Linked DNA regions of Mus musculus: all the other regions are linked to region 3. A link is a loop called in an ENCODE intact Hi-C map of the cell type or tissue named here. Cell type or tissue: heart. All regions are shown on one strand. Region 1 has its middle 35 kb from the start of Ifi204. Region 2 overlaps Ifi203 (interferon activated gene 203). Region 3 holds the start of Mndal (myeloid nuclear differentiation antigen like).

Region 1 (8,000 bases), 78 kb before region 3:
CTTGTATTCAGCCATCGTCTCTCAAATTATAGATGAACCTAAAAAAAAAAATCAAAGAAGAAAACCTAAAAAAAAAATAAAAATTAAAGACACAGGATTACAAACATATTCAGACATTTTTCGAGGCAGGATATTCCCATGTGAGTGAACAACCATTAATAATGTAGTGTATAATTGTGTGTGATAAAGAGAGTTAAAGACAAGGTGCACCACTGTACAAAATATATATAGAACTTCTGTATTAATAAACAAGTCTAGGAAAAATCTCCCCTTAAATATTAAGTGATTTAGGTCACTGGCAGTTGTGGTAGGGGAAAGGGTTGAATCAGAAATTGTAGTGTTTAAAGTATGGGTTATAAGTGCTAAAATACTTTTCTCATTATTTATTGGTGTTGAAGCACCTGAATGAACAATGGCTGACGTCTCATGGCCTATGCTATGCTAAGGCACTGACCCTTGTCTATTAGGCTTTGCCCCAAACACCTCTCTTTAGAATTCTGTCTCCCCTGGAGTTGGATTGTATTTGATGGATCCTTTCTGCTTATAGAACTATCAATTTCCCAACCATCTACATACTTTTCAGAGTCTAGCTGTAGAGTTCACTTGATGGAATTATGTCAACAGTTTCTTTCTTTCTTTCTTTCTTCTTCTTCTTTTTTTTTTTTTTTTTGGACAGGGTTTCTCTGTGTAGCCCTGGCTGTCCTGGAACTCACTCTGTAGACCAGGCTGGTCTTGAACTCAGAAATCTGCCTGCCTCTGCCTCCCAAGTGCTGGGATTAAAGGCATGCTTCACCACCACCCAGCTTCAATAGATTCTTGATTTTATCCTTTCAAGCTTTGCCTTAGTGAGTCTTACTTGTATATAGTCACTATTTTCTACCTACTATCTTTAAATCCTCTCAAAATTTTTAATAATTTCTTAATTTATTAAAAATATCCCTTCATCCTAAAATATATTGGAAGCCCTTCAATAATCTGTTTATGTTTATTTTTATTCCTGAGATCACATGTTTCAAAATATATAGCATTCCTTCTACTATCAATATTTATGATGTAGCTGATTTCTTTTTCATTGCTTGGAAAGCCATTCTCACATTTTTTTCTCTGGATACTTTCATAAACTTTGAAAATTTAAGAGTTAAATCAGGTGGAGAATGGAAGAGCAGGGGAGTGGAAGGAATGGAAGGAGGGGTAACTAACACTAATTACATTTCAAAAAATTCATACCAAAATCTACTACTGTAGAAGACTCCTTATATATTTATATACACATTAATGTATATATACATATATGCATATATGTGTATAGATGTAAACACACATATATGTATGTATACACACACACACACACAACAGAAGCCATGCTACAAACCCTGGGAATGGTGCAATGGTTTTGTTTTGTGACTAGAGCTTCTTATGGCAATACAATAGATAGATTCCGTCCCATTGACAAGGACCTTTGGATTTACTGGACCTACTGTGGACTCCTGCTCCAATCCTAGGGAGCTCCTATCCTTCAGTTCCTCCTGGCTTTGGCAGTATGGTAAGTTTTAATGCCACTTTGTTAGTCAGGGTTACAGCTGAATTTATGATGAGCCTGGAACTTTTTCTTAAAACAAAGAACTGTTTCTCCTGGCTCTCTCTGGCTGCCTCTATAGTCATCCTGAGCAAGCATCAGGAATCACTAAAGTTAATAATCCTGGCTTACTGAACTGTTCTACAAAAGATATAACTATATTCCAAGAACTTAGGAGACAGTTTCTTTAAAAAAATGACAGTACCAATTTATAGAACAAATAACGAAGTCGTAAAGGGCATAAAAGGTCAGACGTTCCCCCAATGCCAGAAAATCAACAAAGCAATCTAAATCTCCCATTTCCTTGGAGGTAAAAGTACGTGTAGAAACTGCCAGAGAGGATAGAAACTTTTTTCCAAGAGTAAAAAGTTAGGTATTAATCACTATCCTTCTGAGAATGTATCAAGAATAGGATCACAACTATTTCACACAAAAATGATATGTAAGCAATAGAAATTAAATTTCTACCTTTATCTATATAGGTTACATTATATATATAATATATATATATTATCCCCCAAAATCTTATAATGCTTTTAGTATCCTTCCATAACTTGATATCAACGCCACATCCTTGAGTCATAGAATACAGGAAAATCAGCTTATATTGACCCAGAAGCTACATTCTAACTATGCACACTTTGTTGTGCACACTATGTAGAGAAACACAATCAGCAATCTTACCCTTCTGGTCAGAAATACTTTATAAAGAGGGGGAAGAAAAATTCTAGTAGTCAGGGGTGGCAGATGACTACAGGGGCACAGTGTTTGCCAAACTCCGCTGGGAAGTAGCACATCTGAACTCAACACAGTTGTGACACATCAGGAGCCTTGTGCACCTTTATACCAGACAAAAATCACAGAATGAAGTGAGGAGGGGAGGGGGCATTGGACACTAAGTCACATAACCAGCTAAGGAAATTTTGACACTTGATAGCTGCTGAGAAAGGAAGAATCATTCTTATTAAAGGCATATGAGGCCCCTGGTTGGTTGAACAGAAAATGTCCTTGATGGGTTTCAAAAATAAAAGGAAATACCAAGTTGGGTGGGTAGGGGAGGCAGTATATCCCTGGAAGGGATTATGGAAGGGGGAAGAGGGTGAATATAAGCAAAATGCACTTATCAAAGAAAATACAGTTCTTCTATAATGAAAATTTCAAACTTGAGTAGGTGCACCTAAAAGGAAGTACATTACCAAGGTTGAGGGACAGACGGAAGAGAATATAAAGAACATCCTGGGTGAAACAACAGTAGCAGAAGCAAAACAAAACTCTGCTGATTGCCACTCTACCCTGGGAGCGCTAACCAGTCCAATGACAAGGTCTGCCAATTGTTATTTAAGAAATTTACCTATAGGTTGTTTATAAAAGATTCCCCAACAGTAGAGAAATCTAAAATTAAATTCACTAGAAACTAAAGAACATCCTATTTATCTACATTAGTGGAGCTTTAATAGTACCGAAGGCAAAACTATTATTAAATACCATAGAAAGATAAACCCTCCCATCTTAGAAGAAGGTAGTTTTAACTATGGATTTTTCAGTTAATAATAGTGCATGTTCTTCGTCATTATTTCACAGCTCTACTGAAACATGGAATATATCTTCACACAAGTACACGTATCCATGCACATACATATACATCACATACATTCAATATCTGTGAGAGCACACAAATCTGTAATTTTTTAAAAAAGATAAAAAGGAGAACCCACAGGTTTACAGTTAATATGACAGTGTAGTCATTACTGAGTTAGTAGGGTAAAAAGATCTGGAAAAATCTGGAAAGTTTGAGCAGGATAACTGATAAACTTAGCAACATAGGTCTAATCCAGGTACAAATCTCAAATTGACATTTAAATTACAAAGTTTGAGTACACACGGAGTCCTATGCCAGAGGATACAGAAAGCCTTTAAAATATCCTAAAAGTAGACAAAATAGACAACAGAAATGATTGTATTTAACTGACCTTCATAGTCCCTATATTTTATGACAACAAAATAAAAACAAAAATAAATAAAATTTAGCCTATCACAAAGAATAACTTTCATGATGACAAAAAGTTTCTCTCAGTGACTAAATACTATTCTTACTCCCTTTTTTGAAGGGGAGAGAAAGAAAGAGTTACATATGCATATTGAAACAGGAAGTATTTGAATAACTGTATTTGTGATTCTTAGGAACGTTGTACTGCACATGTCCACTAGTTCTCATGCTGTCTAATATTAAAATAAGACCAGATGATGAAGCTCCTTATTCAAATGCATGATTTCACTGAATATTATATCACAGTAATTTTTTATATCACTAAACTGTCTTTTACTCAGTCCAGCCACCAGATTCCCTTGCACCGCCCAGCCCAGGCTACTGAAGCCTTCTTGTTTTCCATTCATTGACACTTATACTTAGGAAGCTAATTTTATAACCTGCACTAATCAAAGCTCATGTTTTCTTACCTCAAGCTCGAAGCATGGAGAAAGAAAGATGCTGTCATCTTCCTGAATGAGGTATCAGAACCTGTTGCAGCAGGTTCACTGCCCTGCTGGCAGCTGAACGATCTGTGCTCACCCCACCAGCCACTGGGAAGAACCACACTGATCCCCTATGTTCTTGTGGGTTTCATGGAGCTATCTCTTCTATATATAAAAGGGGAGAGACTTACCTCCGTGGAAATTTCTCAACAATGTTCAGATTATAAATCTTCAAGTCAGGAAATGCAGTTTCTCTGTTTTGAGTAGAAAGAGAAATGACTCAAAAAAGTACACCAGAATGCATTGCAATCTTATTAAATGCTGAGAAAATGTAGTATTTACAAAATAACGGGGGGGGGGGAACAAGAGAACTGGTTAAAGTAAGTTCCTAGCTTGAGCAGGGCTGGATGTTTTACAGTGTGCTGTCTTCCTGGGAAACAAGATGAAACTGGGCTCCTCCCAGCACTGTTCATAGCTTTCCATTTCCCCAGCTCTTAAAATAGAGCACTTTATTTCCTGTTATTAATGTAATTTCCAGAAAGAAGCATACACACACACACACACACACACACTCACACACACACACACACACACACACAAACACACACACACAGGAGAGAGAGAAATTGCAACACTGCATGTTTTATGTCTAGTAGACTTACAAGTGGGTCACTAGGAATCACTCTCATCTGAAAGAAGATGAATCACAAGGAGATACAAGCGAGTCACTCAGCCACCTCACCCTTCTTTGTTTGTTCAGTATGAAAGTGGTCAGAGGGGAGCGCCTGAGAGTCTGTTGTTCCTTGGATTTGATGAAGCCTGCTACCTCAGCTGTAATACTTTTGTTTCATGCCTGCCAGCTTGTTTGACACAAAAGCAGCTTGACTGTAGGCACAGCCAGTATAGGGGAATGCCAGGGCCAGGAAGCCAGTGTGGGTTGGTTGGTGAGCAGATGGAGGGAGGAGGGGATAGGGAGTCTTCAGTGGGGAAACCAGGAAAGGGGATAACATCCGAAATGTAAATAAAGAAAACATCTAATAAAATGAAAAAAAAAAGAAGATAAAATCATTTTCAAAAAAAGTTTGACTGAAAGAAAGGTCAAGTTGACCATATTCTGAGGCTTAAATAGTCGTCGTCATCATCAAATTCCCAATCTGTAGCCTTCACTCATATAAACTGACCCTGGAAAATAACTCTTGTATCTGAGCTGAGCCCTGTTCAATCAGTCTTGGGGTGTGTGTTCAATAAACCAGCCTTGTTTAACTGAGATCAGTTTCTGAGTGCTTTGTGCTGTGATCTGCGGACCACAACAGTACTTGCTTGAACATTTCCTGAATAGGGAAATATCTGTGATGAATCACTTTTGGTTTAAGCAATTTCCAAAGCATCCATTCATTCATTAGTGGTTCCTAGGCCATATTTCCCCAGAGCATAGTGTTATAAGAAACATACAACTTCAACCTCAGCTTAAAAAAAAAGTAATTGGGCGTAACTGCCCTCTGTACTATGGCTTCACTGTCTTCTATAACTGTTTAAGAAAATGACCCCTGAGAGATTTTTAATGGGAAATGACAGCAGATTGTGGGCTATGTAGTGCCAGCAGATGAAGCCTTGGAAACTCAAGGAAAAAAGCTGAACATCTGGTAGCTTCAGAGCTTAAAGCAGTGTTTGACTGACTGTTTCTTCCTTTGTAGGATAGTGGATGGTGTCTGTACTATTGTTATAGTCAGACATGGGGAAATGCTTTATAGGAAGCTTTAAAGCCAATATAGAAACAGTGCGATTCCAGGGATACCATCATTCATCTGGCAGGGTCCACAGATTTACCTGGGTAGAAAATCATCGAGGTTTGCTTTCCAAGTGCTGGTGTTTGGCAGCTCTTGGAAACCCATGAAATTGGAAAGCGTCTTATCTTCTTTTAACTTCTTCAAGTTCTTTTATTGTTTTAAAGTTTTCATTGTGCAAATCTTTTCCTTCTTTGGTTACTTTCATTCCAAGATATTGTATGTTTTTAGGATTTTAAAAATAGGATTGTTTATTTATTTTTATTCTTTATTTTTATTAGGTATTTTCTTCATTTATATTTCCAATGCTATCCCAAAAGTCCCCCATACCCTCCCCCCCACCCACTCCTCTACCCACCCACTCCCACTTCTTGGCCCTGCCATTCCCCTGTACTGAGGCATATAAAGTTAAATTGGATTTTTATTTATTTACATTTCAAATGTTATCCCCTTTTCCGGTTTCCCCTTGAGAAACTCGCTATCCATCCCTGACTTGACTCTCTCTGCTTCTATGAGGGTGCTCTCACCCACACACTCCTGCCTCCTCGCCCTGGCATTCCCCTACCCTGGGGCATCAAGCCTTCACAGGACCAAGAGCCTCTCTTCTCATTGATGCCCAACAAAGGCCATCCTCTCCTACATATGCAGCTGGAGCCATGGGTCCCTCCATGTGTACTTTTTTTGGTTGGTGGTTTAGTCCCTGGTAGCCAGAGGGGATCTGGTTGGTTGATATTGTTGTTCCCATGGGGTTGGAAAATACTTCACCTCTTTCAGTACTTCCTATAACTCCTTCATTGGGGTCCCTGTGCTCAGTCCAATGGTTGGCTGTGAGAATCCATCTCTGTATTTGTCAGCTCTGGCAGAGCCTCTCAGGAGATGGCTATACCAGGTTCCTGTCAGCAAGCACTTTGGCATCCACAATAGTGTTTGGGTTTGGTGTCTTACATGGGATGGATCCCCAGGTAGGGCAGTCTCTTGATGGCCTTTCCTGTCCTCCATTGCTAAACACCGCTGTTCAAATTCCTTTTCCTCTGTATATCATCCCTCTCTCCTCCCATACCTGATCCTGTCCCCCTTCCCCTCTCCTCTTCCTCTCTTCCTCTCAAGTCCCTTCCACACTCTTCTCCCATGAGTATTTTGCTCCTCCTCCTAAAAAGTACTGAGGCATCCACACTTTGGTCCTCCTTCTTCTTGAGCTTTATATGATCTGTGAATTGTATCTCGGGTATCCTGAACTTCTGGGCTAATATCCACTTATCAGTGATTGCATACCATGTGTGTTCATTTGTGACTGGGTTATCTCACTCAGGATATTTTCTAGTTCCATCCATTTGCTAAGAATTTCATGAAGTCATTGTTTTTAATAGCTGAGTAGTACTCCATTATGTAAATGGAGCACACTTTCTGTATCCATTTTTCTGAGGGCATCTGAGTTGTTTCCAGCTTCTGGCTATTATAAATAAGACTGATATGAACAGAGTAGAGGATGTGTCTTTGTTATATGTTGCAACATCTTTGAGTATATCCCCAGGAGTGGTATGGCTGTGACCTCAGGTAGTACTACATCCTATTTTCTGAGGAACTGCCAGACTGATTTTCACAGTGGTTGTACCAGCTTTCAATCCCTCCAACAACAGAGGAGTATTCCTCTTTCTCCACATCCTTGCCAGCATCTGCTGTCACCTGAGTTTTTCGATCTTAGCCATTCTTACTGGTGTGAGGTGTAATCACAGGGTTGTTTTGATTTGCATTTCCCTGATGACTAAGGATGTTGAACATTTCTTTAGGTGCTTCTTGGCTATTCGATATTCCTTAGTTGAGAATTCTTTGTTAGCTTTGTACTCCATTTTTGATAGGATTATTTGATCCTCTGGAGCCTAACTTCTTGAGTTCTTTTTATATATTGAATATTAGCCCTCTATTGTATGTAGGATTGGTAAAGGTATTTTTCCAACCTGTTGGTTGCCATTTTGTCCTATTGACACTGTCCTTTGCCAAATGAGACATTAATGTAGTTTTTGTCTTTCATTATGTTTGAATGTGGATCACTTTTATAAATTTATATATGTTGAATCTCTTCTCTAGGCAGAGTCAAATATCTCTGAATTGTGCTTCTGTCAAAGAAATTACGGGTATATATATATATATATATATATATATATATATAT
Region 2 (8,000 bases), 55 kb after region 3:
TTTCAGTACCAACTGAGACTGTGTTACATGATAAGATAACTTAATGTGTTATTTAATAAAATGAGTAAAATCTTTGCAGTAGGGGATTAGTGAGAAGGTTTTCCAAGATTGTGGGGAGCCCAGTGATGTGCTTTGGGAAGGGGCAATCATTGGGAATAGGAAAGTGGTACCTTGTTTGAGGAACTGCTGGATGGTGTTGGTGGAGGCTTATGAGGATTCTGGAGGCAATTTTCATCCTTTTTTATATTGGTTCCTGAAGTTTCTGGAAGCTGAGCCTGCCCCTGGGTGAGCATTTTCTTTCCACTTTCAGTTTTTGTGATTTGTTTTCTCTTTTTCTGAAAGAGCAACCTTGTCTTTCTCTCTAGATGCTCTCATGTATTGGAAGTTGAACCCTGAGCCTTGCACACACTAAGGTGTGATTGTTTTATCATCAGCCCTTGGGGATGTTTTTAAAATTAAATGATGCACAATATTTTCAAACTGCAAGAAGCTTTGTACTTATTACTTAATTCTAATCATATTTGTTTCATTGTGCACACACCTTATTCTTAACAGGTGAAGTGTATTGTGCAGTGGATTGAATAAGAATGTCTCCCATAGACTCATAGATTTGGATGTTTTCCCACCATTTATAAAACAGGAAATTTAGTTAGTAGGCAAATAGGTACATACAAATGTAATCGCACCTTTTACCGTTTCCTTGTGTGGTTTTGCTACTTCAAGGTGCAAGTTTTCTAAAATGCAACCATTGCTATGATACTGATGCCACTAAAACCATAACTGCCTTTAACTGTAGCCTATTTTCCTGGACTGTATACTGTAGACGCCCGACTTGCCAGCAAGAAGGACAACAGAACAGGATTCTTCTGTACACGTTTATTGGGAGAGCTTGATAGTGAAAGCAAAAGACCCCGAGCTGCAGAACTAGCACTACTTATATAGACCTAGGAGTGGTGTGTCTATACCTGATTGGTTATACTTTCAGTACCTCATTTACATGCCTCGGGCCAGGCAGTGACTCGGCAAAAACTCTACTGCACATGCGCACATTGGTTGTTTACCCATATTCATGGTTGTTTAACCATATTCATGGGCATCGGCTTATTGAAACCAGCGCCATCTTGTAATGGCATTTATTGGTTTCCCACATCTCTCTCTTTTTTATATAATAGAAAAGGCCTAATCTGATGATCTAGTCTCTCACTTTCTCAGCACAAAACGATCAGGAAGGATTTAGAAGGGCAAATCATGATCACCCTACTGAGTGCGATGAGGAAACCTCAGCGGTGTGTAAGGACTGATCAATGATCGTTGAGTCTCTCATTTTAGTGTAATGGATCCATAGATCTGTGGGGTGTAAGAATAGAGGACTCAGATGTCGACTAATTTTTGAGCATAGATAACCAAACCTCAGGGGAGGCACTGTTCTCAATGGCTAAAAGTGTTTGAGTTATAATCACCTTGTCACGTTTTTGTTGGGTTTTGAATTTGTAAACCAACCAAAGCATAAATACCAGTCCACAGCATATGGCAGCACTAAACAAAATTACTCCCACCCATTTTTTAAAGTAAGAAAATGTAGAAGTAAGCCAAGAGGTAAAGTCTCTAAGGGTCACTGGTTTCACTCTGGTTCTATTAAGGTTTAGGATCTGTATTTGCAGCTTTCTCTGTAACCTTTCTAGCTATTGTGACCAGTTCTCTTTTAGATAATTTGATAAATCTGTACTTTTAATAAAAGAATCATTAGTATATCTAATGGGAGTAATGTACACATGCAGGGTTGATGTCACACAACTCATTTGTATGACATCTATCATTTGTTCTATGTTATGTTGTAAAACATTTACTTTTTGATTTACTAACAATAACTTTGAGGAGATATGAGAATCTGCCCTTTGTAGGGTAAGCAATGTCTCAGACTTTTTTTTGTTACCTGATTTATGGTGTCAGCAGTATTAACTTGATTGGCCATAGCGAATTTGCGGTAACCGCTGAAGTCGTGGACAGCACAATGGCAGTAACAATGGCAGCTGTGATTTTAAAATCTCTCTTTTGTTGAACAAGACTCATGATTGGGAACTTTTTTGGATTTGCCTCAATAGGCACAGGGACAAAGGTTGGTAGATGTACCACTAAGGTTTGACTTAATTTTTTTGATCTTTATTCTTTATATTATCTTTTGAATCTCTATATTTTGGTTTTTTTTTTCCTTTTCTCTTTTTATATTTCTTCCTTTACTTATTTTTTTGTGTGCTCCTTCTTTTTTATTTTATTTTATTTTTTTTGACTTTTTTTGGTGTTTTTGTAAGTTGTTGCCCTTCCTTAACAGCTGGTTCATATTTTTTTGTCCTGGATACAAGCCTTAATCAACTTCCATAACGGTTTTGTTTTTGCTTTCCCTTTCCCTTCAGTTTTTCCTCTCTTTATATTTCTCTCTAACTTTTTTAAACTAGGTAGCGTTAGCGACCTAGTGGGGGCAAACCAAGGAGCAAGTCTGTCTATTTTTTAAGAACCCTCTCACTGTACTTTCAGAAATCTTTAAACCTCGTTCTTTGAGCAAGGTTTGTACTGGCCCTACTAATGGTGTAGACTGGCCAGTACCCATAATCGTCTTGGACTAAAGCATTATCTACATGAAATTATTTTCAGCAGATACACTCATTGTCTAGGGCGATGAAAATTAAGACAATAACATAATATCAGGACAAGAAAGAAAACAAGCAACACAACCCCAGCAACAATTACAGGATCTATTTTGAAAGAAAACATATCTCTTAGAGACTTACCTTAATTCTCTCACAAAATGTAGTTTTGAATCCTCCCTTTCTTGAGGGTCTTTGTTTGTGCCTTAAGATATCTTGTTCCCGGGTTTTGGCACCACTTGTAGACGCCCGACTTGCCAGCAAGAAGGACGCCACAACAGGATTCTTCTGTACACGTTTATTGGGAGAGCTTGATAATGAAACGAAAGACCCCGAGCCCCAGCACTGGCACTGCTTATATAGGCCTAGGAGTGGTGTGTCTATACCTGATTGGTTATGTTTTCAGTACCTCATTTACATGCCTCAGGCCAGGCAGTGACTTGGCAAAAAACTCTACTGCACATGCTCACATTGGTTGTTTACCCATATTCATGGGCGTCGGCTTATTGAAACCAGCGCCATCTTGTAATGGCATTTATTGGCTTCCCACAGTATACATCTCCAATTGTATTTCTGTCACTATTTATGAGCACAGATAATTAGATGTGCCCAAGGACTTTATTCCATGGTAAATCACAGGACTCTATCATATAAAGGAATTGAACATTGATCACATAGACTGTTAAATACAATTGTAACATGTATCAAAATGAGGTTTGTATAAATTGCAACCAGGGTCTCAAAATAAATACCTGGTAAATGATGATAACATTAAATAGTACATTATTAAGGGAAGTACTGTCACTGTTATAATCATTGTAATTATATTAAGAATTCTTCGGGAGGTTAAGAGGGAGCTGTTCCCTTTAATGATGAATGGCAGGGAGAGTTTGGGATATACGTGGAACAGGCTTGAGGCTGACTCTCAGCAAAAGTGACTATTACAGTTCTAGAACATTTGGTCAGTAGTGGACAGTGATCAAGATTTCCCAAACAGGGAAATATCACATGTCAAAATACCTCCTGAGTAGAACACAGAATGAGGAACATAGCCTCAGAAGATGGGTCACCAGCAAAGGGAAACAGGCTGAGAAGAAACTAGGCAATGGCAGGTTGAAATACTCTGGTATCCCCTATACTTTCTTCTGAACCCAAAGCAGAGAGCTGGTTAACAACACCAGAAAGCTTTTCATATTTACCTTTTCAGTACCAACTGAGACTGTGTTACGTGATAAGATAACTTAATGTGTTATTTAATAAAATGAGTAAAGTCTTTGCAGTAGGGGATTAGTGAGAAGGTTTTCCAAGATTGTGGGGAGCCCAGTGATGTGCTTTGGGAAGGGGCAATCATTGGGGATAGGAAAGTGTTACCTTGTTTGAGGAACTGCTGGATGGTGTTGGTGGAGACTTATGAGGATTCTGGAGGCAATCTTCCTCTTTTTTTATGTTGGTTCCTGAAGTTTCTGGAAGCTGAGCCTGCTCCTGGGTGAGCTTCTTTTTCTTTCCACCTTCAGTTTTTGTGATCTGTTTTCTCTTTTTCTGAAAAAGCAACATTGTCTTTCTCTCTAGATTCTCTCATGTGTTGGAAATTGAACCCTGAACCTTGTACATACTAAGTTGTGTTTTTCTATAGTTTTGTCATCAGCCCTTGGGAATGTCTTTAAAATTAAGTGAAGCACAATATTTTCAAGACCATAAAAATCTTTGCTTTTATTACTAAATTCTAATTATATTTCTGTCATTATGCACACACAGCATTTTCTCAAGTCAGGGTTTCTCTGTATAATCCTGGCTGTCCTAGAACTCACTCTGTAGACTAGCCTGGCCTTGAACTCAGAAATCACCTTGCCTCTGCCTCCCAATTGCTGAGATTAAAGTTATGAGCAACCACTGCTTGCCACATACCTCATTCTTTACAGATGAATTGTATTGTCTAGTAGTTAGAATAAGAATGACTCCTATGGGCTGTAGAGATGGCTCAGTGGTTAAGAGCACTGACTGCTCTTCCAGAGGACCTGAGTTCAGTTCCCAGCAACCACATGGTGGCTCACAGCCATCTGTAATGGAACCTAACGCCCTCTTCTGAAGACAGCAATGTTGTACACATAGATAAAATTAGTAAATCTGATTTTTTTAATGGCTCCTACAAACTCATAGATTTGAATGGTTGCCCACCACAGAGTGACACGCTTAGGAAGTGTGGCCTGGTTGGATTGTTGTGCTTTTATGAAGTGGGTCACTGGGGGTTATCTTAAAGGTTTCACATGTTCAAGTCAAGCTCAGGGTTACTTCGTTCTTCCTGCTGCTTGTGGATATATAGAACTCTCATCTCCTCTCCAGCATTATGCCTGCACTCTGCCATGCTCCCCACCATGACAATAATGGACTAAACCTCTGTATGTAAGCCAGTCCCAATGAAATGTGTTCTTTTATAAGTGTGGGCCTAGTCATGGTGTTTCTTCACGGCAATAAAAACCCTAATCAAGAGATAGAGAATTGCCTTATAGAGTAGTAGAAACAATGCATTAATGTCACTCAACTTATCCCCATGGGGGCAGAACAGCGTCAGGTGTAGAATGACAACTTCCATATTTAGGTTTTGTCATTTTAGAAACCACAACCCAAACAGACACTTTACAGTAATTGTCTTTGAAAAGCTGTGTAATGATTTGATGTCTCCATCACTGAGGCTTATACTGCACAAATTATACCACATAGTAAATCTGAAACCAAATGAGTGACAGGTTACTATATATGTATTGACTTGAACCCTGTTCTCACTAGGGTCTCAGACTAGATAGAGTATTAAATCTTCTTAAAGAATTAACAAGGAGAAGAACATGAGTAGAAAACTATTGGTGGGAGAGTAGCCACTTTACCTTTGAAGACGGTACACTCTTGTTTGATTCTTTATTGTTGAAAAGAGATTCAGAAGAACTGAGTTCATCTTGCCCTTTTTTTTTCCCAGCCGTTTTGCATTTTCCTTCCTTTTTCTTTTGAACTGTAGGGGTAAAGAAAACACACCAAACTCAGGGAAATGGGGATGATAGCTGCAGCTCATTCAGAATTACTTATTTTCTTTCTTTTCCTAAAATAAAAGGAAATTGATATTCCATTCCATGTTCATTAAAGCTTTTATAGAAAGAAGGATTTCAAGAATCATTTGGTCTCTTCATATGTCTGTGTGTTTATTTTATTCTGCTGCCTGGGCTCTTCCTGGCCATAAGGCAGCTCAGAGTACCAAGTCAGGCATGCACTTTGCCCTAGGGGAGTCTTTGCTCTTCCCAGATATAGCAGACATAGTCTCTCCATCCTGGGAACTTCTTTTTATATCAACTGTACCCTCTTATACCACAGACTGATTTTAAGAACCTGAAATTTTTATGATAATAACAGTAGGTAGCCTCCTGAGGAAAATCATTCAAAACCATATACAAAGAGAAAGAAATAATGACTTGATATTTGATGTATCAAAGTGGTAACATTGGATTTGGATTTCTTATATGTTGGGTATACATTTTTCTGTGTAACTTGAGGTGTTCTCAAAATGCGGGTATCCCTGCTTGATCATCTTTATGCTAACTGCTATGGTCCAGAGTTATATATCAGTATATTTATTATATTTTAAACCCAGTGACTTTCTAGTGAGAAACTTCTTGACTAAGATCTAACCTAACATCTCTAAGATGCAGGCTTCTACATAAATATTAGATCATATTTCTTATCAGAAAAGATATTAGTGAAAGTGTTAGATTGTTAATTGGGTATTACATTTATTTTATTTAAATAACTTTTTTCAAATTTTACCTTATTTTCTAGTTTTTCTACCATGTTCTAATCTATCTCAAAACTGATTATTATTTTATTTACCTCCAATACAAAGGATGTCTATTCTGAAATATGTCAAACTTATTTGTAAGAAAGGATTTCTTAAAATCAGCAAATTTTATATCAAATTTGTATATATTCCAAACGTTTCAACCCCTATATTTCCCAAGGTACACAATGGATATGGGGCATATCAGCTGTGATCATACAGGGAGTTAGCAAGTTTGGGAAGCCTGGAGAAAGGGTGAGTGCTCACTCAGGGTTTCCCCTATTACCTTTTGCCTTCTCTGTTTTAAGTTTTTTAGCAAGGTCTTTAAGATCTTTTATGTGCTCACACACTTTTATCAGTTTGTCTAGTCCAGCATCTTTGGGGAACTTGTCCTCAATCCAGTCCGCCAGCTGAATCCTATCATAATCTTCTTGCATTTTTTTAGTAAGTTTTAGTTCTTTTCTTAGTAAGGACTTGACTGTCCTAAACTGATAGTCCTCCATGTTCTCTAATCCTTTTAGAAGAACAATATTCTTGTATTCAGCCATCATCTCTCAAATTATAGATTAACCTAAAAAAAATTAAAGACACAGGATTACAAAATATTCAGACATATTCAAGACAGGATATTCTCATGTGAGTGAACAACCATTAATAATGTAGTGTATAATTGTGTGTGATAAAGAGAGTTAAAGACAAGGTGCACCACTGTACAAAATATATGTAGAACTTCTGTATTAATAAACAAGTCTAGGAAAAATCTCCCCCTTAACTATTAAGTGATTTAGGTCACTGGCAGTTGTGGTAGGGGAAAGGGTTGAATCAGTAATTGTAGTGTTTAAAGTACAGGTTATAAGTGCTAAAATACTTCTTTCATTCTTTATTGGTGTTGAAGCACCTGAATGAACAATGGCTGAAGTCTCATGGCCTATGCTATGCTAAGGCACTGACCCTTGTCTATTAGGCTTTGCCCCAAACACCTCTCTTTAGAATTCTGTCTCACCTGGAGTTGGATTGCATTTGATGGATCCTTTCTGCTCATAAAACTATCAATTTCCCAACCATCTACATACTTTTCAGAGTCTAGCTGTAGAGTTCACTTGATGGAATTATGTCAACAGTTTCTTTTTTTCTTTCCTCTTTCTTTCTTTCTTTCTTTCTTTCTTTCTTTCTTTCTTTCTTTCTTTCTTTCTTTCTTTCTTTTTTTTTTTTTTTGAGACAGGGTTTCTCTGTGTAGCCCTGGCTGTCCTGAAACTCACTCTGTAGACTAGGCTGGCCTTTAACTCAGAAATCTGCCTGTGTCTGCCTCCCAAGTGCTGGGATTAAAGGCATGCTCTACCACTGCCCAGCGTCAATAGTTTCTTGATTGTATCCTTTCAAGCTTTGCCTTAGTGAGTCTTACTTGTACATAGTCACTATTTTCTACCTACTATCTTTAAATCCTCTCAAAATGTTTAATAATTTCTTAATTTATTAAAAATATCCCTTCATCCTGAAATATATTGGAAGCCCTTCAATAATCTATTTATGTTTATTTTTAT
Region 3 (8,000 bases):
CTGTAGAGTTCACTTGATGGAATTATGTCAACAGTTTCTTTTTTATTTCCTCTTTTTCTTTCTTTCTTTCTTTCTTTTTTTTTGAGACAGGGTTTCTCTGTGTAGCCCTGGCTGTCCTGGAACTCACTCTGTAGACTAGGCTGGCCTTTAACTCAGAAATCTGCCTGTGTCTGCCTCCCAAGTGCTGGGATTAAAGGCATGCTCTACCACTGCCCAGCGTCAATAGTTTCTTGATTGTATCCTTTCAATCTTTGCCTTAGTGAGTCTTACTTGTACATAGTCACTATTTTCTACCTACTATCTTTAAATCCTCTCAAAATGTTTAATAATTTCTTAATTTATTAAAAATATCCCTTCATCCTGAAATATATTGGAAGCCCTTCAATAATCTATTTATGTTTATTTTTATTCCTGAGATCATATGTTTCAAAATATACAGCATTCCTTCCACTATCAATATTTATGATGTAGTTGATTTCTTTTTCATTGCTTGGAAAGCCATTCTCACATTTCTTTCTCTGGCTACATTCATAACCTTTAAAAACCTAAGAGTTAAATCAGGTGGAGAATGGAAGAGCAGGGTAGTGGAAGGAGTGGACGGAGGGGTACCTAACACTATTTACATTTCAAAAAAGTTCATACCAAAATCTACTACTGTAGAAGATTCCTTATATATTTATTTACACATTAATGTATATATACATACATGTATATATGTGTATATATGTATATACACATATAAGTATGTATACACACACACACATCAGAAGCCATGCTGCAAACCCTGGGAATGGTGCAATGGTGCAATGGTTTTGTTTTGTGACTAGAGCTTCTTATGTCAAGGCCCGGATAGATTCAGTCCCATTGACAAGGACCTTTGGATTTACTGGACCTACTGTGGACTCCTGCTCCAATCCTAGGGAGCTCCTATGCTTCAGTTCCTCCTGGCTTTGGCAGTATGGTAAGTTTTAGTTTCACTTTGTTAGTCATGGTTACAGCTGAATTTATGATGAGCCTGGAACTTTTTCTTAAAACAAAAAACTGTTTCCCCTGGCTCTCTCTTGCTGCCTCTACAGTCATCCTGAGCAAGCATCAGGAATTCAATAAAGTTAATGACCCTGGCTTACTGAACTGTTCTACAAAAGATATAACTATATTCCAAGAACTTAGGAGACAGTTTCTTTTAAAAAATGACAGTACCAATTTATAGAACAAATAACAAAGAAATAAAGGGCATAAAAGGTCAGACTTTCCCCCAATGCCAGAAAATCAACAAAGGAATCTAAATCTCCCATTCCCTTGGAGGTAAAAGTACGTGTAGAAACTGCCAGAGAGAATAGAAACTTTTTTCCAAGAGTTAAGGGTTAGGGATTAATCACTATCCTTCTGAGAATGTATCAAGAATAGGACCACAACTATTTCACACAAAAATGATATGTAAGCAATAGAAATTAAATTTATACTTTTATCTATATAGGTTACTGTATATATATATACCCCCAAATCTTCCATAACGATATAGACGCCACATCCTTGAGTCATAGAATACAGGAAAATCAGGTTATACTGACCCAGAAGCTACATTCTAACTATGCACACTTTGTTGTGCACACTATGCAGAGAAACACAATCAGAAATCTTATCCTTCTGCTCAGAAATACTTTATAAAAAGGGGGAAGAAAAATTCTAGTAGTCGGGGTGGCAGATGACTACAGGGGCACAGTGTTTGCCAAACTCCGCTGGGAAGTAGCACATGTGAGCTCAAAACAGTTGTGAAGCATCCTGAGCCTTGTGCACGTTTATGCCAGACAAAATTCACAGAAGGAAGTTAGGAGGGGAGCGGGCATTGGACACTAAGTTTAGCGGGTAGGGTAGACAGTATGTCCCTGGAAGGGATTATGGAAGGGGGTAGAGGGTGAATATAAGCAAAATGCACTTATCAAAGAAAATACGGTTCTTCTATAATGAAAATTTCAAACTTGAGTAGGTGCACCTATGCTTTAAAATGAAAACTTGATCAGAAAAAAAAAAGCGAAAAAGGAAGTACATCACCAAGGCTGACAGACAGACGGAAGAGAACATAAAGAACATCCCGGGTGAAATAACAGTAGTAGAAGCAAAACAAAACTCTGCTGATTGCCACTCTACCCGGGGGGACCTAACCAGTCCAATGACAAGGTCTGCCAATTGTTATTTAAGAAATTTACCTATAGGTTGTTCATAAAAGATTCCCCAACAGTGGAGAAATCTAAAATTAAATTCTCTAGAAACTAAAGAACATCCTATTTATCTACATTAGTGGAGCTTTAATAGAACGGAAGGCAAAACTATTATTAAATACCACAGAAAGTTAAACCCTCCCATCTTAGAAGGAGGTAGTTTTAACTATGGATTTATCAGTTAATAATAGCGCAATTCTTTGTCCTTATTTCACAGCTCTATCGAAACATGGAATATATCTTCACACAAGTACACGTATCCATACACATACATATACATCACATCCATTCAATATCTGTGAGAGCACACAAATCTGTACTTTTTTTAAAAAGATAAAAAGGAGAACCCACAGGTTTACAGTTAATATGACAGTGTAGTCACTACTGAGTAGGGTAAAAAGATCTGGAAAAATTTGGAAAGTTTGAGTAGTATAACTGAGAAACTTAGCAACACAGGTCTAATTCAGGTACAAATCTCAAATTGACATTTGAATTACAAAGTTTGAGTACACACGGAGTCCTATGCCAGAGGATACAGAAAGCCTTTAAAATATCCTAAAAGTAAACCAAGTGGACAACAGAAATGATTGTATGTAACTGACCTTCATACTCCCTATATTTTATGACAACAAAATAAAAACAAAAATAAATAAAATTTAGCCTATAAAAAGAATAACTTTCATGATGACAAAAAGTTTCTATCAGTGACTAAATACTATTCTTACTCCCTTTTTTGAAGGGGAGAGAAAGAAAGAGTTACATATGCATATTGAAACAGGAAGTATTTGAATAACTGTATTTGTGATTCTTAGGAACGTTGTACTGCACATGTCCACTAGTTCTCATGCTGTCTAATGTTAAAATAAGACCAGATGATGAAGCTACTTGTTCAAATGCATTTTTCACTGAATATTATATCACAGTAATTTTTTATATCACTAACCTGTCTTTTACTCAGTCCAGCCACCAGATTCCCCTGCACCGCCCAGCCCAGGCTACTGAAGCCTTCTTGTTTTCCATTTATTGACACTTATACTTAGAAAGCTAATTTTATAACCTGCACTAATCAAAGCTCATGTTTTCTTACCTCAAGCTCGAGGAATGGAGAAAGAAAGATGCTGTCATCATCCTGAATGCGGTATCAGAACCTGTTGCAGCAGGTTCACTGCCCTGCTGGCAGTTGAACAATCTGTGCTCTCCCCACCAGCCACTGGGAAGAACCACACTGATCCCCTATGTTCTTGTGGGTTTCATGGAGCTATCTCTTCTATATATAAAAGGGGAGAGACTTACCTCCGTGGAAATTTCTCAGCAATGTTCAGATGATAAATCTTCAGCAAGTCAGGAAATGGGGTTTCTCTGTTTTGAGTAGAAAGAGAAATGACTCAAAAAAGTACACCAGAATGCATTGCAATCTCATTAAATGCTGAGAAAATGTAGTATTTACAAAATAACAGGGAGGGGGGCAAGAGAACTGGTTAAAGTAAGTTTCTAGCTTTAGCAGGGCTGGATGCCTTACAGTGTGCTGTCTTCCTGGGGAGACTTAAGATGAAATTGGGCTCCTCCCAGCACTGTTCATAGCTTTCGATTTCCCCAGCTCTTAAAATAGAGCACTTTATTTCCTGTTATTAATGTAATTTCTAGAAAGAAGCACACACACACACACACACAAACACACACAGGAGAGAGAGAAATTGCAACACTGCATGTTTTATGTCCAGTAGACTTAAGGGTGGGTCACTAGGAATCACTCTCATCTGAAAGAAGATGAATCACAAGGAGATACAAGCAAGTCACTCAGCCACCTCACCCTTCTTTGTTTGCTCAGTATGAAAGTGGTCAGAGGGGAGCGCCTGAGAGTCTGTTGTTCCTTGGATTTGATGAAGCCTGCTAGCTCAGCTGTAATACTTTTGTTTCATGCCTGCCAGCTTGTTTGACACAAAAGCAGCTTGACTGTAGGCACAGCCAATATTGGGGAATGCCAGGGCCAGGAAGCCAGTGTGGGTTGGTTCGTGAGCAGATGGAGGGAGGAGGGGATAGGGAGTCTTCAGTGGGGAAACCAGGAAAGGGGATAACATCCTAAATGTAAATAAAGAAAACATCTAATAAAAAGAAAAAGAAAAAAAAGAAGATAAAAACATTTTAAAAATTAAAAGAAAAAGTTTGACTGAAAGAAAGGTCAATTTGACCATATTCTGAGGCTTCAACAGTCATCATCATCATCAGAAATTCCCAACCCATAGCCTTCACTCAGAGCAAAGAAAGATAGAGGACAGCTTGAAAAAAAAAAGACTTGGAAAAAGGTTGACCACCCTACAGCCCTCCCCTCACCCGCTTATGAGCTCATTATGATTTTCTGCCTATATTAACTGACCCTGGAAAATAGCTCTTGTATCTGAATTGAGCCCCTGTTCAATCAGTCTTGGGGTGTGTGTTCAATAAACCAGCCCTGTTTAACTGAGATCCGTTTCTGGGTGCTTTGTGCTGTGATCTGCAGACCACAACAGTACTTGCTTGAGCATTTCCTGAATAGGGAAATATGTGTGATGGATCACTTTTGGTTTAAGCACTTTCCAAAGCATCCATTCATTAATTCATTAGTGGTTCCTAGGCCATATTTTCCCAGAGCATAGTGTTATAAGAAACATACAACTTCAACCTCAGCTTAAAAAAAAAAAGTAATTGGGCGTAACTGCCCTCTATACTATAGCTTCACTGTCCTCTATAACTGATTAAGAAAATGACCCCTGAGATATTTTTAATGGGAAAAGACAGCAGATTGTGGGCTATGTAGTGCTAGCAGATGAAGCCTTGGAAACTCAAGGAAAAAAGCTGAACATCTGGTAGCTTCAGAGCTTAAAGCAGTGTTTGACTGACTGTTTCTTCCTTTGTAGGATAGTGGATGGTGTCTGTACTATTGTTATAGTGAGACATGGGGAAAAAGGACACCAACTACTACTGGATGCTTTATAGGAAGCTTTAAAATCAATATAGAAGCAGTGCAATTCCAGGGATACCATCACTCATCTGGCAGGGTCCACAGATTTACCTGGGTAGAAAATCATCGAGGTTTGCTTTCCAAGTGCTGGTGTTTGGCAGCTCTTGGAAACCCATGAAATTGGAAAGTGTCTTGTCTTCTTTTAACTTCTTCAAGTTCTTTTATTGTTTTAAAGTTTTCATTGTGCAAATCTTTTCCTTCTTTGGTCACTTTCATTCCAAGATATTGTATGTTTTTAGGATTTTAAAAATAGGATTGTTTACTTATTTTTATTCTTTATTTTTATTAGGTATTTTCTTCATTTACATTTCCAATGCTATTCCAAAAGCCCCCCATACCCTCCCCCCTCCCCACTCCTCTACCCACCTACTCCCACTTCTTGGCCCTGCCATTCCCCTGTACTGAGGCATATGAAGTTAAATTGGATTTTTATTTATTTACATTTCAAATATTATCCCCTTTTCCAGTTTCCCCTTGAGAAACTCCCTATCTACCCCTGACTTGACTCTCTCTGCTTCTATGAGGGCGCTCTCACCCACACACTCCTGCCTCCTCGCCCTGGCATTCCCCTACACTGGGGCATGTCAGTGAGATGGCTCAGTGGGTGAGGGTGCTTGTGGTCAAGCCTGATGACCTGGCTTAATTATCAGGATTCATAATAGAAGACGAGAACTCATTCCTGAAACTTGCCTTCCAACCTCAGTACTAGTTTCCTGACCTTTGTGATTCTTCTCAACACTCACAGACAAAATAAAATAAATACTGAAAAAGTAAAATTACTGAAACTAAATAGTTTAGACTGTTCCAGTGAACAAGTCTTTTCTTGGAAATCATCCTGGGATTTTATAGTGAGCCTAGCCTTTAATGACTGAACCATCTCTCCAGCCTTGGAAACCCCTCTGAATCTTTACCTGCATGTGGTCTTTATCTGCAGGGTATCTCTAGGAAAAATCAGTATCTTCCTAAGCACTAGTAGTAAGATAGCAGAATAGCTGAGATTTCTTAAGGTTCTCATACAAAGTATCAAAAAGGAAAAAAAAAACACAACAAAAGTAAACAGAACAGTCTGATTTCCATTGCAGGTTATGTAGGTACATCCAAGAGGCCTGAGACGAAAGGTTACCTGTGCTTCACTGTGACATTGGGGAACATTATTATAAGCCCACTCTATTTCACTTAATTTAACTTGTATTGAAAAATAAAGTTATTTTCATACAATATATTCTGATCAAAGTATATCTTCACCTATCTCCTCTCAGATAATTCTAACCTACCCACCCTGATATCTCTACATCTTTCACTTGATCAAAAAAACCAAAAAACAAAAAACAAAAAAACAAAACAAAACAAAACAAAAACCAGGCAATTTAAAAAGACAAAGCAACAAGAATAAAACAAAATAAACTAACAGTCAAAAAAGAAACAAAGAAATAGCAGAAGAAATAGATACACAGATATATAGACACATGTGTACACACCTGCACAAAAATGCACACACATGTACATAGACATATACACACATGCATACACACATGCACACATACATGTATATAATACACACACAGGTGCACAAATATATAAACACATGCCCACACACATACACACACATTCACGCACACATACATGTATATAATGCACACATATATACACCCATGTACACACATGTGCACACCTACATGCATACAAACACAACTCCTTTAAAAATGGCTCACATTGGCTCAGTGCACACCTCGATTCACTCTACTCCAAATCTCACAAAGGTTAAGCCACTACAGCATTTAGTTCTGGTGTGCTAGTTTGTATCCCACTGAGTTTACTTGTTGTGTAACCTAGTACACCAGCACAGCCAAAGACAGAAAAGATAACAAGTAAAAAGCCGTGACTGTATCCATGTACATGAAATTCTAAAATTATACATTGAACAGTCAAACAAATGAATTGGTATATTGGCACTTAAAGAAACACTCCAAAGTTATAGAATTCTTTAAATTTCCCCACTTTCACTGTGTCCAAGTATAAACTCTGAAATTAAGCTTTTCTGTTAAACTCCTCTTTCACTATTTAAGACAATATTCTCTTTATCAAAAGATCTTGAAAAAGAAGAAAGCATATGAGAATGAGAACGCATTAGAGATATAATCCAGGCTTGTTAGACATGGCTTCATTCTAGGGCAGAATAATCTATTTGGTATCTTCTACTCCTCATTTCAAACTGTATCAAGGCTAGGAGTTTGGCTCTTTATTCACAACTGAGTTGCCCCTAATACAAGTAAGGAAGATATCAAAGAGATAAAATCTAAAACATGAATGTGCTGTAAACTGAACAATGTCTGGGATTAGAGTGGCTATTAATGAATGTCCTAGTCACGAAAATGCCAAAGGTTATTGATGAATCTCTTTCTAAAGAATATCCTAGTGGAGCCAGGAGAAGAATGGTAAGAGACTACAGAAATCCCAAAAGTGAGGAAGCCTTGCCTGGTCATTTTCTGTTTTGGAAGGCAATGATTTCCTATATTAAGTAAGTTGAGCAAATCCCTCTTGAGCTAAATAAACCTTAAAATCTCAGATTGCAGAAGAAATTTTACAAATAATGCAATGGCTTACCTCAATTACTAAAATATTCCATTCACAAATCTCCCCATTGTTTGTGAGAAAAGATAAGAAATTTTGGGAGTTGCTTTAGCTTTTTGCTTCAGTGTATCTGAGACAACCATTGGTGGGTTTTCGTTCACATCAGACACAGAGGAATCGCTGTGTATCTCCAGAAACCCATTGAGCCCAAA

What was found. Peaks named below come from ENCODE experiments on the same cell type or tissue, not always from the same donor. Only the 100,000 strongest peaks of a DNase experiment are listed, where the experiment ranks them.
Region 1: a loop joins it to region 3, with 8 times the contacts of the local background. A loop is called at or near these places in 3 of 42 quality-filtered maps.
Region 2: a loop joins it to region 3, with 2.2 times the contacts of the local background. A loop is called at or near these places in 12 of 42 quality-filtered maps.

What each region holds. Positions count from the first base shown.
Region 1 is chr1:173,798,257-173,806,256 of GRCm38, forward strand. It overlaps the pseudogene Ifi203-ps. Among named protein-coding and RNA genes, the nearest start is that of Ifi204, 35 kb to the left of the region's middle. In heart, no CTCF peak of the experiment used is centred here; DNase peaks (open chromatin) are centred at 4,585 and 4,805.
Region 2 is chr1:173,930,997-173,938,996 of GRCm38, forward strand. It overlaps Ifi203 (interferon activated gene 203), which reads right to left. Exons shown (of 10, transcript NM_001302649.1): 3 at 6,746-7,030; 4 at 5,522-5,643; 5 at 4,014-4,181; 6 at 2,787-2,930. The coding sequence starts at 7,010. Among named protein-coding and RNA genes, the nearest start is that of Ifi203, 7.5 kb to the right of the region's middle. In heart, no CTCF peak of the experiment used is centred here; no DNase peak of the experiment used is centred here.
Region 3 is chr1:173,876,413-173,884,412 of GRCm38, forward strand. Mndal (myeloid nuclear differentiation antigen like) reads right to left here and starts at 3,775. Exons shown (of 10, transcript NM_001170853.1): 1 at 3,739-3,775; 2 at 3,513-3,578. It also overlaps the pseudogene Gm21031. In heart, a CTCF peak has its summit at 3,091; a DNase peak (open chromatin) is centred at 4,149.